2 separate regions of the Homo sapiens genome follow, and region 2 is linked to region 1. A link is an interaction called in ENCODE POLR2A ChIA-PET data of the cell type or tissue named here. Cell type or tissue: K562. All regions are shown on one strand. Each heading gives the region's core, and the rest is flanking DNA. Links, peaks and the distances in the headings are about the cores only. Region 1 holds the start of TRG-GCC3-1 (tRNA-Gly (anticodon GCC) 3-1). Region 2 overlaps ST3GAL2 (ST3 beta-galactoside alpha-2,3-sialyltransferase 2).

Region 1 (5,000 bases), core at 1-5,000:
TTTCTTCTGACTTAAAAGAGCTCTTTCTTGTGTTTGGATACTAACTCTTTAATGACAAAATACATTGCAAATATCTTCTCCCAGTCTGGGCCTTGCCTTGTAACTTTTAACCTTTTTTCAGTTACACCAATTTTATTTTGTTTTGAGATGGGGTCTCGCTATATTGCCCAGGCTGGACTTAAATTCCTGGGCTCAAGGGATCCTTGTACCTCAGCAAACTGAGTAGCTGGGATTAAAGATACGCACCACCACACCACCTTCAGTTTTTAATTTAAATATGGTTTGTTTCAATTTTTTTTTTTTTTAATAATTTTTGCTTGTGGGTCTTGTTTAAAAAATTCTACCAGGTTTTTTTTTTTTTGAGATGGAGTCTTGCTCTGTTGCCTATGCTGCAGTGGTGTGATCTCGGCTCACTGCAACCTCTGCCTTCCAGGTTCAAGCAATTCTCCTGCCTCAGCCTCCCAAGTAGCTTGGACTATAGGCATGCACCACCATGACTGGCTAATTTTTTGTATTTTTAGTAGAGATGGGGTTTCACCATGCTGGCCAGGCTGGTCTCGAACTCCTGACCTCGTGATCCGCCCACCTCAGCCTCCCAAAGTGCTGGGATTACAGGTGTGAGCCACCGCGTCTGGCCCCTAATTTTTGTATTTTTAGTAGAGACGGGGTTTCACCATGTTGGCCAGGCTGGTCTCGAACTCTTGACCTCAAATGATCCGCCTGCCTTAGCCTCCCAAAGTGCTGGGATTACAGGCATGAGTCACCATGCCCAGCCATAAACATGTATTAAAACAACACTGAAGCACCCGTTAGTGTTTGTCATGTGCTAAGCGATTTACATGCAAAAATTTTGTCTGAAACACACAACCACACTATAGGTTAGGTATTACTATTGTTACCCTACTTAACAAATAAGAAATCTGAGGCTCAGAAAGGGTAGGCAGCTGTCTGAGGGGAACAGATATAAAGTCAGCAGAGCCAGGACTCATAGGCAGGTTGTTCAGACCCCAGAATCTCTGCTGCCATTCCTGAGACAATCAGGTCACGTCCTGGAGGGGACCAGGCTGGACACGCAAAGTGCCATAAGAGCTCAGAACCAGGGAAACGGCACTGTGCTGTGGATGGCCCCAAGTGGCAGGCCAAGGGGGAGTCGGAGCAAGTGAAGAGGCACAGATGAGGGGCTGCCCTGACTGGAGGTCCTGTGGTTAGAGGAGGAGGGAGAAGATGCGGAGGTGGGGCAGGGGTGCAAATATGCACACACACAAAGGTTCTTGCCCGGAGGTGTGCCATGAGGAACGTGGTGCTGTCGGCGGATCAGCACAAGTAAACAAAGAAGGCCAGGCATGAGGTCCTGTCTCCAGCCAGGTGGACCAGAGTGGGAACAGAGGGAGCAGAGAGGGAAGAGTGAGCAGGAGAGGCTGTGATGAACTTGTCCCTGACCAGCGAAGCTATCTGTCCTGCGGCTGGCAGGGACTGTCTCCTGGGCACCTTGGTAAAAGACTGGTGATTAGTTAGTTACAAGCTAAGCAGGGCTGAGAGTGGATGTAAAGGCGCCAAATTAGCTCTTACCATCTCTGGGAACTAGTACAAAGTGAGCTTTTCATCTGCTGAAATGCTGTTTATGAGGCAGTAAAATCCAGAGCCAAGAGGCATGAATGTATCCTGGTTAGGGTAATACTCTCCTGGGCAAGCAGCTGTGTGAAAAAATGCTTAGGAAAACCATCTAAAAAGGTAGATAGGCTGCACTGGCCGGGAATCAAACCCGGGCCTCCCGCGTGGCAGGCGAGAATTCTACCACTGAACCACCAATGCTCCAGCTGGTAGGGATGTTTTTAGTTGAGGCCACGACCCACAGGATGGAGTGGTTCCTTTCTAGCGGGCTTGACTTCTTGCCACATAAGCAGAAAGGTGGCAGGGGCTGTTGGGTTCTAATTTAGAGGAATAGGCACTGACTTTTTTTTTTTTAAATTGAGATATAATTCATATAACATTTCACATAACAAAAATTTCACCATTTTCAAAGTGTTCAACTAGGTAGTTTTTAGTACATTCACAAAGTTGTGCACCCATCACCTCTATTTAATTCTAGAACATCTCCATAACCCCAAAAAGAAACCGGGCATCTGTAAGCAGTCAGTCCCAATTCTCCTTTTCTTCAAACCCAGGCAACTGTTACTCTATTTTCTGACTATGGATTAAGAGGCACTGTGAACTTCAAACAAACAGAGCAGAAGGTGAAGCTGTGTTAAGTTCTATGATCTTAACTACGTATATATATTAAAAACTGGAAAAAATACATCAAAATTTGAACATTCATTGCCTCTTGGGGATAGTCTTGTTTCTTTGCATTTTTCTCTACTTTCCAAATTTTCTAAAATTAGAATTAGAAAACAAAAATCAAACACTCATATTTCAGTGAGAGGTCACAAAATATGTATCCCCGAGTCTTCTAGTTTCTCCCAGTAAAAAAAGCTCCTCCCTTTGAAGGCCCGCACTAGCTTATCCCTCCAAGTTAACTTATTTCTCCAAGTTTTCTTTTTCCAGGAGCTGCCAAAAAGCTTTCAGCTGCTGCATTGGCCGGGAATCGAACCCGGGCCTCCCGCGTGGCAGGCGAGAATTCTACCACTGAACCACCAATGCTCCAGCTGAGTGCTGTTCTGCCTCCAGCTGTTTTGTTGCTCTGATTCACAGTGGTGATGGCACAGCTGTAACCTGACACCTGAGATGGGTCCAGCATGGACAGCTGCTGGATTTTACCAGCCAAACCTATGGGAGGAGGTGGGGCATGCATGCTTGACATTCTGCTCAGCTGTTCAAAAGAAAAGTCCATGAATGGCAATGGGAGAATGCTCAGCAATTCTTTTGGCTCCTGTGGGCAGGTTCCAGACCTTACTCTGTTATCCTTAAAGATCTGAGTAGGCTTAGTCTTCCCTATAAAAAATTTCTTGACAAATTAGCTGAAACTGTCATTCACTTGTTTCTCTTGTTTTATGGCCTTGTGGGTTATTCTACTGAATGCTGTGATTTCTTTTACCACTGGTTGATTTGTCTTGTTTTGCTGTCTTGCCTCCTTGACTAGACTGTAAGCCTCTGGAGCACAAGGACTTTGTCTGGTAAACACAGCTTGATGTATAACAGATGTTTGCTAAATGTTAGATTTGTAATAAATGGAATTTAACTAGAAAAAAAAATCTGAGTAGGTTATATCTCAGTTTACTCTGGCTGCTTCGGCAAAGGAGGACATCAACCCAAAGCTGATCAGTGACCTCTTGGTGAGGACAGAGACCCAAGAAATATGAAAGCATCAGGGTTCTAGATTACATCTGGAGTCAAATTCCAGATGCCAGTCGGCATAAATGTGGTTTCTTTTTTCTTTTTTTTTTGAGATAGGGTCTTTCTCTGTTGCCTAGGTTGGAATACAGTGGTGTGATCATAGCTCACTGCAACTTCTGCCTCCTGGGCTCCTGGGCTCAAGTGATCCTCCCGCTTCAGCTTCCTGAGGAGCTGGGACTATAGGTGTGCACCACCATATCTGGCTAATTTTTGTAATTTTTTTTTTTTTTTTTTTTTGGTAGAGATGGGGTTTTGCCATGTTGCCCAGGCTGGTCTCAAACTCCTGAGTTCATGCAGATTGCCTCAGACTCCCAAAGTGCTGGGATTACCCAGCCCGGCCATAAATGTGGTTTCTTATAATGCAGTTTTCTTTACCTTACAGCTAAACAAGAAAATTATGTTAGAGGAGTCTGAAAGGAGAGCAGAGCAACTTCACTTTTTAAAGGCACTTATTTGGGCAAGAGAATTTTCAAGTACAGAATAAATCGAAGCTAGAGCTTTCTTAACCCTCCCACCCTGAGAATGACCCGCATGGTAAAGGCAGCCAGGCTTCTTGGTGGCTGGACGTCTACGGCCAAGAATCAAGTGCCCCCTGAATCCTGGTACTCCTCCCATGCTCCAAACCTTCCTGCCCTGAAAACAACTCTTTCCCGTGAATCCAGGAAAAAGATGAAGGAAAGGCTTCATGGTCTTTGAGGCAGGAAGGGTTAAGATCATGGCTGCTGGAGACAGCCTGCCTGGGTTCCAATCCGGTTCCAGTCTTCACTAGCTGCGAGTGTGTGGCCATGGTACTCAGCTTCCCTGTGTCCTGTCTGCAGAATGGGGGAGAACCACTGCTGCCACTGCGCTGGGTTGCTGCTACAATTGTGTGAGTGACATACATAAAGTAGTCCTGGTTGCTTAAGTGAGGCCCCAAGGCAACTCCTATGACATCTGGCTCCCTGGGCCCCCGACAGGAGGTGAGGTGTAGGGACGGAGTCCACTCACCACTGGCTGTGCCCTCCTGCTTTGGCAGGGCATCGTCAGGGGTGGGCTCTGCCTGCCTCTGCCCAGGTCTCAGCTCATCCAGCTCGTCGTCCTCGGGGGTGACCAGCTTCATCAGGCTCTGGTTGCACACGTTGGCCACTTCTTTGATGCCTGAGTCCACTGATGTAAGGAGCGTGATCTGATTTGGATGCCTGTCTCTCTAAATCTCTTGCTGAAATGTGATTCCCAGTGTTGGAGGTGGGGCCTGGTGGGAGGGGTTTCGGTCATGGGGGTGGATCCCTCACAAATGGCTTGGTGCCCTCCCCATGGTACTGAGCGAGTTGAGTGAGTTCTTGCTCTATTATTATTCATGAGGGGGCTCGTTCTTTCAAAAAGCCTCCCACCTCTCTTGCTCCCTCTCTTGCCATGTGACCTGCTGGCTTCCTCTTTGCCTCTGCCATGACTAAAAGCTTCCTGAGGCCTCACCAGAAGCCAAGCAGATGCTGGCACCATGCCTCCTGTAGAGTCTGCAGAACCGGGAGCTGAAGCAACCTCTTTTCTTTATAAATTACCCAGCCTCAGGTATTCCTTTATAGCAACGCAAAATGGGTTAATATAGAGTGGTCCCAGCCAGGGGAGGCTTCTCTGAACCTCGTATTCCTAGTCTGGAGCTCAGTCGTCTCAGGGCTACGTTAGGCAGA
Region 2 (7,314 bases), core at 2,315-7,314, 370 kb before region 1:
CAAAAGCAGCGAGGCCTGTCCTTGACCTGTCTGAGAATGGGCCGCTTCACCACCCTGCTTGGTTAACTGAAGTCACCCGCACTGCAACACCCTGGTATCAGCCTCTGGCACAGACCCCTCAGTGCTACCCTAGGGACTCAGGCCCTTTCCACTCCGCAGCACCAAACCCTCGGGCAGCCCCTCCCTTCCTGCAGGACATCCAACTTTGACTTTATATCCATCTGAAATCTCAGCTCTGGTACCTCTTGATGCCGCCCAGAGTTTGTAGCCAGAAACCCAGAAGGCAAGAGCTAACACACTTCTTCAAACCAAGAGCATAACTTTGGCTTTCAATGAAGTCCTAGAGAAATAAACTGTCAGTCTTCTCTGGACAAAGATCGAGGCTGCACCCTAACAGCCTCTTCCTGTAGGAGACAGCTCAAAGAAACAAAAAAAAAAAAAAAAAAAAAAAAAAAAAAAAAAAAAGAAAGAAAAAATAAAGAAACGGCCTCTAAGAGGAGGAAGCTGGGCCCTGAGGCACGGGGAGAGGGTGCGGCAGGGGAGTTGGGGTGAAGGGTCCCTTCAGATCCACCACCTGCTACCTCAGGAGGGAGCCCCACTGTGTTTTGAGTCGGAGTGGGCAGGGGGAAATCCAGTATCTTGCTGTACCTATCTACACTAAGGCATGAAGTAACGTCTAGAAAAACAGTTCTCGGCTGGTTGTGGTGGCTCACACCTATAATCCCAGCACTTTGGGAGACTGAGGCTGGATGATCGCTTCAGTCCAGGGGTTGGAGCCTGGGCAACAGAGTGAGACCTCATCTCTATTTTATGAAAAAAGTTCAAACCACCTGTGTGGGGAAGACCAGGTCTCTCCACATTCTAGCTAGCTTCCCGCCTCTGGCGGCTTTTTTTTTTTGAGACGGAGTTTTGCTCTTATTGCCCAGACTGGAGTACAATGGCGTGATCTTGGCTCACCGCAACCTCCACTTCCCAGGTTCAAGCAATTTTCCTGCCTCGGTCTCCTGAGTAGCTGGGATTACAGGCATGCGCCACCATGCCTGGCTAATTTTGTATTTTTAGTCGAGATGGGGTTTAACCGTGTTGGCCAGGCTGGTCTCGAACTCCCAGCCTCAGGTGTTCCGCCCACCTCCGCCTCCCAAAGTGTTGGGATTACAGGTGTCAGCCACTGCGCCCAGGCTTTTTCCCCCTTTTTGAGACAGGATCTCACTCTGCTGCCCAGACTGGAATGCCGGTGGCGCAATCACAGTTGACTGTAGACTCGACCACCTGGGCTCAAATGATCCTACCTCAGGCCCCCGAGTAGCTAGGACCATAGGCATACGCCACCAGACCTGGCTAAATTTTTTTTTTTTTTTTTTTTTTCATAAAGACAGGGTCTTGCTATGTTCCCCAGGCTGGACTTGAACTCTCAGACTCCTGCCTCAGCCTCCCAAGTAGCTGGGACTACAGGTGTGCACTACTTTTGTTGTTTTTTTTGTTGTTGTAGAGATGATGTCTTGCTATGTTGCCCAGGCTGATCTCCAACTCCTGTTCTCAAATGATCCTCCCAACGTGGCCTCCCAAAGAGCTGAGATTGCAGATATGAGCCACCTTGCTCAGTCCTCAGACTTCTTTGCTTTTTATTTCACCTGATGCTGTTGTTGTTTTCAAATAGATGAGTTTAATCCATTTCACTTGGAGTTATGTTACTATCTTATTCAGTATTTTGTCTACTATTTTTTCTGTATTTTTTTTCTTTTCCTGACTTGGGTTGACATATTATCTCCACCCTCACCTTTTTTTTTTTTTTTTTTTTTTTTTTTTGAGACGGAGTCTCACCCTGTCACCCAGGCTGGAGTGCAGTGGCTTGATCTCGGCTCACTGCAAGCTCTGCCTCCCAGGTTTATGCCATTCTCCTGCCTCAGCCTCCCCCGTAGCTGGGACCACAGGTGCCCACCACCATGCCCGGCTAATTTTTTTTTGTATTTTTAGTAGAGACAGGGCTTCACCATGTTAGCCAGGATGGTCTTGATCTCCTGACCTCGTGATCTGCCTGCGTCGGCCTCCCAAAGTGCTGGGATTACAGGCGAGAGCCAACACGCCCGGCCAACCCTCACCACTTTTTTTCCCCCTCCTGGTCTGGAAATTATATTACTTTTTTTTTAGTGATTAATCTTATATTGTTAGCTTATGTACATTTTCTTGATGAAGTCTTCAGTTTTTCAGTAATGCCATTCTCTTAACAAGGCAGAAATTTGGTGTGGCTTAACAATAAAATTCTCTATTCTTATTCTTCCTTGGTAATGTGGTCAACAATTCTAGTTTTCTCTTAAAAAAAAAAATTAAAAGCCCATTTAGATCCTGTTTTTTTTTTTTTTTTTTGTCTCTGTGTTTTGCCGTCTGTAGCAGACACTGTTGGCTGTCTACCAGCGGCCACTCTCTTTTTCGCTTGCCAACAGAATCCTGATTTGTTTGGGCAGCTAAGGACCCAGTCCTGGCAGATGATGCAAGACTGGCCAAAGCCAACCAGCGCCAACCACAGCAAGCCTGTCCCTTTTTCACCAGGAATTGGTTTGAGGATGGACCAGCTCAGGTCAATGAGACCCAAGGGAGTATGTGTTAGGGCCATCTTGGAAAGATTTTCCTTTCCAAATAAGCAGCCGGGCGCAGTGGCTCACAACTGTAATCCCAGCGCTTTGGGAGACTGAGGCAGGCAGATCACCTGAGGTCAGGAGTTCGAGACCAGCCTGGGCAACATGGTGAAACCCCATCTCTACTAAAAATACAAAAATTAGCTGGGCGTGGGGTCAAGTGCTTGTATTTCCAGCTACTCAGGAGGCTAAGGCACAAGAATCACTTGAACCCACGAGGTGGAAGTTGAAGTGGGCGGAGCGGAGATCACACCTTCCAGCCTGGATGACAGTGATTGCAATAAAAAATAAAAAAAAAAAAAGCAGCAGCAGCACATGAAGAAAAAGCTTCCTTTCTCCTAGGATCTCTGTGCCTTCCTGCCTGGGATGTTACAGGGTGATGATATAATGTCTGGAGCTATGGCAGCCATCTCACGACCATGAGAGACATCTTGCACCCTCGTATGGCAGAGTAGAAAGATCGAGGGTCCTTCATGTTCCTATGTGACCTACTGCCCCAACCCTGGAACTACTGACCTCCACACTTCTTGTTATAAACTAATCCAGTGTTTTCCAGTTTAAGTCATTGTGGGTTACTCTGCTACTTGCATCCTAATATATTGTTAATAGTTAATTCAGGCCAGGCACGGTGGCTCACACCTGTAATCCCAGCACTTCAGGAGGCTGAGGCAGGCGGATCACCTGAGGTTGGGAGTTCGAGAGCAGCCTGACCAACATGGAGAAACCCCGTCTCTACTGAAAATACAAAATTAGCTGGGTGTGGTGGCGGATGTCTGTAATCCCAGCTACTCAGGAGGGTGAGGTGGGAGAATCGCTTGAACCCGGGAGGCAGAGGTTGCGGTGAGCCGAGATCACCCCATTGCACTCCAGCCTGGGCAACAAGAGCGAAACTCCGTCTCAAAAAAAAAAAAAAATAGTTAATTCAATTTACCAACATAATGCATCCACTTCTGTGCTCACTGTTGGCACCAACAACCTGCTCTTTCTTCAGGGGTTTACTTTTCTTCTTACTGAAGTACATCTGTAACCATTCTTTCAGCAAAGGTCTGTAGGTGATAAAACTGTCTTAGCCTGTCCAAAAATACCTTTATTTTACCTCATTCTTGAATGATAGCTGGCTATGGAATTCCAGGTTGACAAGGAGCTTCTCTAAGACATTCTTCTGTTGTTTTCTGGCATCCAATGTTGATAAGATATTATTTGTGATCTAATTGTCAATTCTTTGAATTCTTTCTTACCTCCAGTAGTTTTTAACTCTCTTGGTCTGGTCAGGTATGGCAGCTCATGCCTGTAATCCCAGCACTTTGGGAGACCACGGTGGGCAGGTTGCTTGAGCCCAGGAGTTTGAGACCAACCTGGGCAACACGACAACACCCTATCTCTACAAAAAATACAAAAATTAGCCGGGCGTGGTGGCATGTTTCTGTAGGCCCAGCTACTCAGGAGGCTGAGGTGGGAGGATCACCTGAGCCTGGCAGGTCAAGGCCACAGTGAACCGTGATTACGCCACTGCCGCCCAACCTGGCCTCAAAAAGCAAAATAAAGTTATATTATTATCTGCAGTTTGGCTGTATTATATCTAGTGACATATTATTTATCCTGTTTGATGTTCATGCTGTTTTTTCGAATCTGAAATTTCAAGCCATTATCTCTTTAAATATTATTTCTAGGCTGGGCATGGTGGCTCATACCTGTAATCCCAGCATTTTTGGAGGCCTAAGCAGGCGGATCACTTGAGCTCAGGAGTTCGAGACCAGCTTAGGCAACATGGCAAAACCGCGTCTCTATAATAAAAAATAAAAAAATTAAGCGTGGTAGCGCATGCCTGTGGTCCCAGAAAGTCAAGACGCTAAGGCGAAAGGTTGGCTTGAGGCTGGGCACGGTGGCACACACCTGTAATCCCAGTACTTTGGGAGGCGGAGGCAGGTGGATCAGCTGAGGTCAGGAGTTCACGACCAGCCTGGCCAACATGGTGAAACCCCGTATCTACTAATAATACAAAAAATAAGCCGGGCATGGTGGCGGATGCCTGTAATCCTAGCTACTCGGGAGGCTGAGACAGGAGACTCACTTGAACCTGGAAGGCGGAGGTTGCAGTGAGCTAAGATCGGGCCACTGCACTCCAGCCTGGGCAACAAGAGTGAAACTCTGTCTCAAAAAAAAAAAAAAAGTTAGCTGGGCATGGTGGCAAGTGCCTACAGCCCTAGCTACTCGGGAAGCTGAGGGGGCAGGATCATTTGAACCAGGGAAGTCAAGGCTGCATTGAGCCATGATCATGCCACTGCACACCAGCCTGGGCAACAGAGTGAGACTCTGTCTCTATAAAAAATAAAAAGCTGGCCGGGCGCGGTGGCTCGCGCCTATAATCCCAGCACTTTGGGAGGCCGAAGCAGCCAGATCACCTGAGGTCAGGAGTTCGAGACCAGCCTGACCAACATGGAGAAACCCGTCTCTATCAAAAATACAAAAAAAAAAAAAAAAAAAAAAAAAATTAGCCAGGCGTGGTTGCGCATGCCTGTGATCCCAGCTACTCCGGAGGCTGAGGCAGGAGAATTGCTTGAGCCCAGGAAGCGGAGGTTGCAGTGAGTAGAGATCATGCCATTGCACTCCAGCCTGGGCAACAAAAGCGAAACTCCATCTCAAAAAAGAAAATAATAAATAAATAAATAAATAAATAAATAAATAAATAAATAAAAGCTTTAGCCCCAGGAAATGGTAACAACTTTTCTCAGGCTACTGTCCAGCTGTGGATTCAAGCAATTTCCTAGCTCAATTCCATGCTCCAAATGGAACACTTTATGGCTCTGTTATCCCAAATTTCTGCTTCCAGACTCAGAGACCAGCAGGCCTGCAGCTTCAGCCTGGCTTTCTTCCTTGTGTTCTTGTCTATTTCTCATCCACAGGGATATTTATCATGTTGAGTGTGGTGGGGGGTAGAAAAGTGGAGGCGTACATGAATATATTTTTAGAATTTTATCTTTTTATGTATTACTGCTATGTGTTTAGAGTATAAATTTACAGTGCCATCCTGACTGGATGAATTGGATTTAACTATTCATACCAGGAAACTGGGCATCCCTGCCAATACTAATCTCTTGGGAACAGGTATCAAACCATCTCTAACAAGATTCATAGAACTCTAGCCAACACAATGAGGGCAGGAGACTGAGATACCCTGGGGTCAACTGAAGAAAGGCCCAATTGAAACTGCTCTCCCATTCCCACTGCCACCTTCATTCCAGTCCACAGAGGGATAGGGCAGGGCGTGCAGACATGCAAACGGGATCTTTCAGATGTGGCCTGGGCAGGCCTTCACTGACCCAGGTAACACGGGCCTTCAGTCTCTTCCACACCATTTGCCCATTTCAGTCTTTCACCTGACTAGTGAAAACTGCACACTGGCCATACAAACACCCCTGATGGAAGGCCCATCTGACTCTCTTCAAGTCCCCAGTCTGCCAGCACAGGCCCAGCCTGAAGTTCCACTGAAAATCGGAACAATTGATTCAGGAGCCAAATTCTAGTCTAGACTGTTACCAAGCAGCCAAGCAGGTTACTTTTCATTTCCAGGCCAAGATTCTGTTTGTTTATTTTTGAGATAGAGTCTCACTCTGTCATCCAGGCTGTAGTGCGGTAGTGTGATCTCAGCTCACTGCAACCTCCGCCTCCTGGGTTCAAGTGATACTCCTGACTCAGCCTCCCAAGTAGCTGGGACTACAGGCGCCTGCCACCACGCCCAGATAATTTTTCTATTATTATTTATTTATTTATTTATTTATTATTTATTTATTTTTTTGAGACGGAGTCTCACTCTGTCACCCAGGCTGGAGTGCAGTGGCACGATCTCGGCTCACTGCAAGCTCCACCTCCCGGGTTCATGCCATTCTCCTGCGTCAGCCTCCCGAGTATCTGGGACTACAGGCGTCCGCCACCAAACCTGGCTAACTTTTTGTATTTTTTAGTAGAGACGGGGTTTCACCGTGTTAGCCAGGATGGTCTCGATCTCCTTACCTCGTGATCCACCTGCCTCGGCCTCCCAAAGTGCTGGGATTACAGGCATGAGCCATCACGCCCAGCCAATTTTTCTATTATTAGCAGAGATGGGCTTTCGCCATGTTGGTCAGGCTGGTCTCAAACTCCTGACTGTTAGGGATGAGCTGCCCCAGGACCACCCCCCCGCCACAATGCAGCTGACCCTTACCGTGAATACTCTGCAGCTGCATTCCTGAACCCTTATCTAGGCACCACAGCAAGTCATCAAACTTACTAGATTACAGCCCTCCGGGCGGCACGGGGAAGGTCACAAGAAACGGATAAACCTAAGAGGGATACACCCTCTTGTAAATTCCTATTTTCACAAGATAATATATTGCAAGCCAGTCAGGAGAAGATATTCGTAAAGTTAACGGACAAACAACCCCAGGGTGTTTCTCTCTCTCTCCATCTCCCGGGTTCAAGCGATTCTCCTGCCTCAGCCTCCTGAGTAGCTGGGACTACCGGAGTGTGCCACCACACCTGGCTAACTTTTCTATTTTTAGTAGAGATGGGGTTTCACCATGTTGGCTAGGCTGGTCTCAAATTCCTGACTTCAAGTGATCTACCCACCTCGGCCTCCCAAAGTGCTAGGATTACAGGCGTTGATCCACCGTGCCCAGCTTCCAAGATTCTTTTTTTTTTTTTT

What was found. Peaks named below come from ENCODE experiments on the same cell type or tissue, not always from the same donor. Only the 100,000 strongest peaks of a DNase experiment are listed, where the experiment ranks them.
Region 2: POLR2A ChIA-PET joins it to region 1 with 6 read pairs; 1 of 35 experiments calls an interaction of 5 or more read pairs at or near these places.

The regions. Positions count from the first base shown.
Region 1 is chr16:70,776,470-70,781,469 of GRCh38, forward strand. VAC14 (VAC14 component of PIKFYVE complex) reads right to left here. Exons shown (of 19, transcript NM_018052.5): 9 at 4,321-4,470. TRG-GCC3-1 (tRNA-Gly (anticodon GCC) 3-1) reads right to left here and starts at 1,812; the gene lies at 1,742-1,812. It overlaps TRG-GCC2-4 (tRNA-Gly (anticodon GCC) 2-4), which reads right to left and starts at 2,640; the gene lies at 2,570-2,640. In K562, for the core only: no CTCF peak of the experiment used is centred there; a DNase peak (open chromatin) is centred at 2,732.
Region 2 is chr16:70,408,463-70,415,776 of GRCh38, forward strand. The region is part of intron 1 of ST3GAL2 (ST3 beta-galactoside alpha-2,3-sialyltransferase 2); the gene reads right to left. Among named protein-coding and RNA genes, the nearest start is that of ST3GAL2, 27 kb to the right of the region's middle. In K562, for the core only: no CTCF peak of the experiment used is centred there; a DNase peak (open chromatin) is centred at 6,909.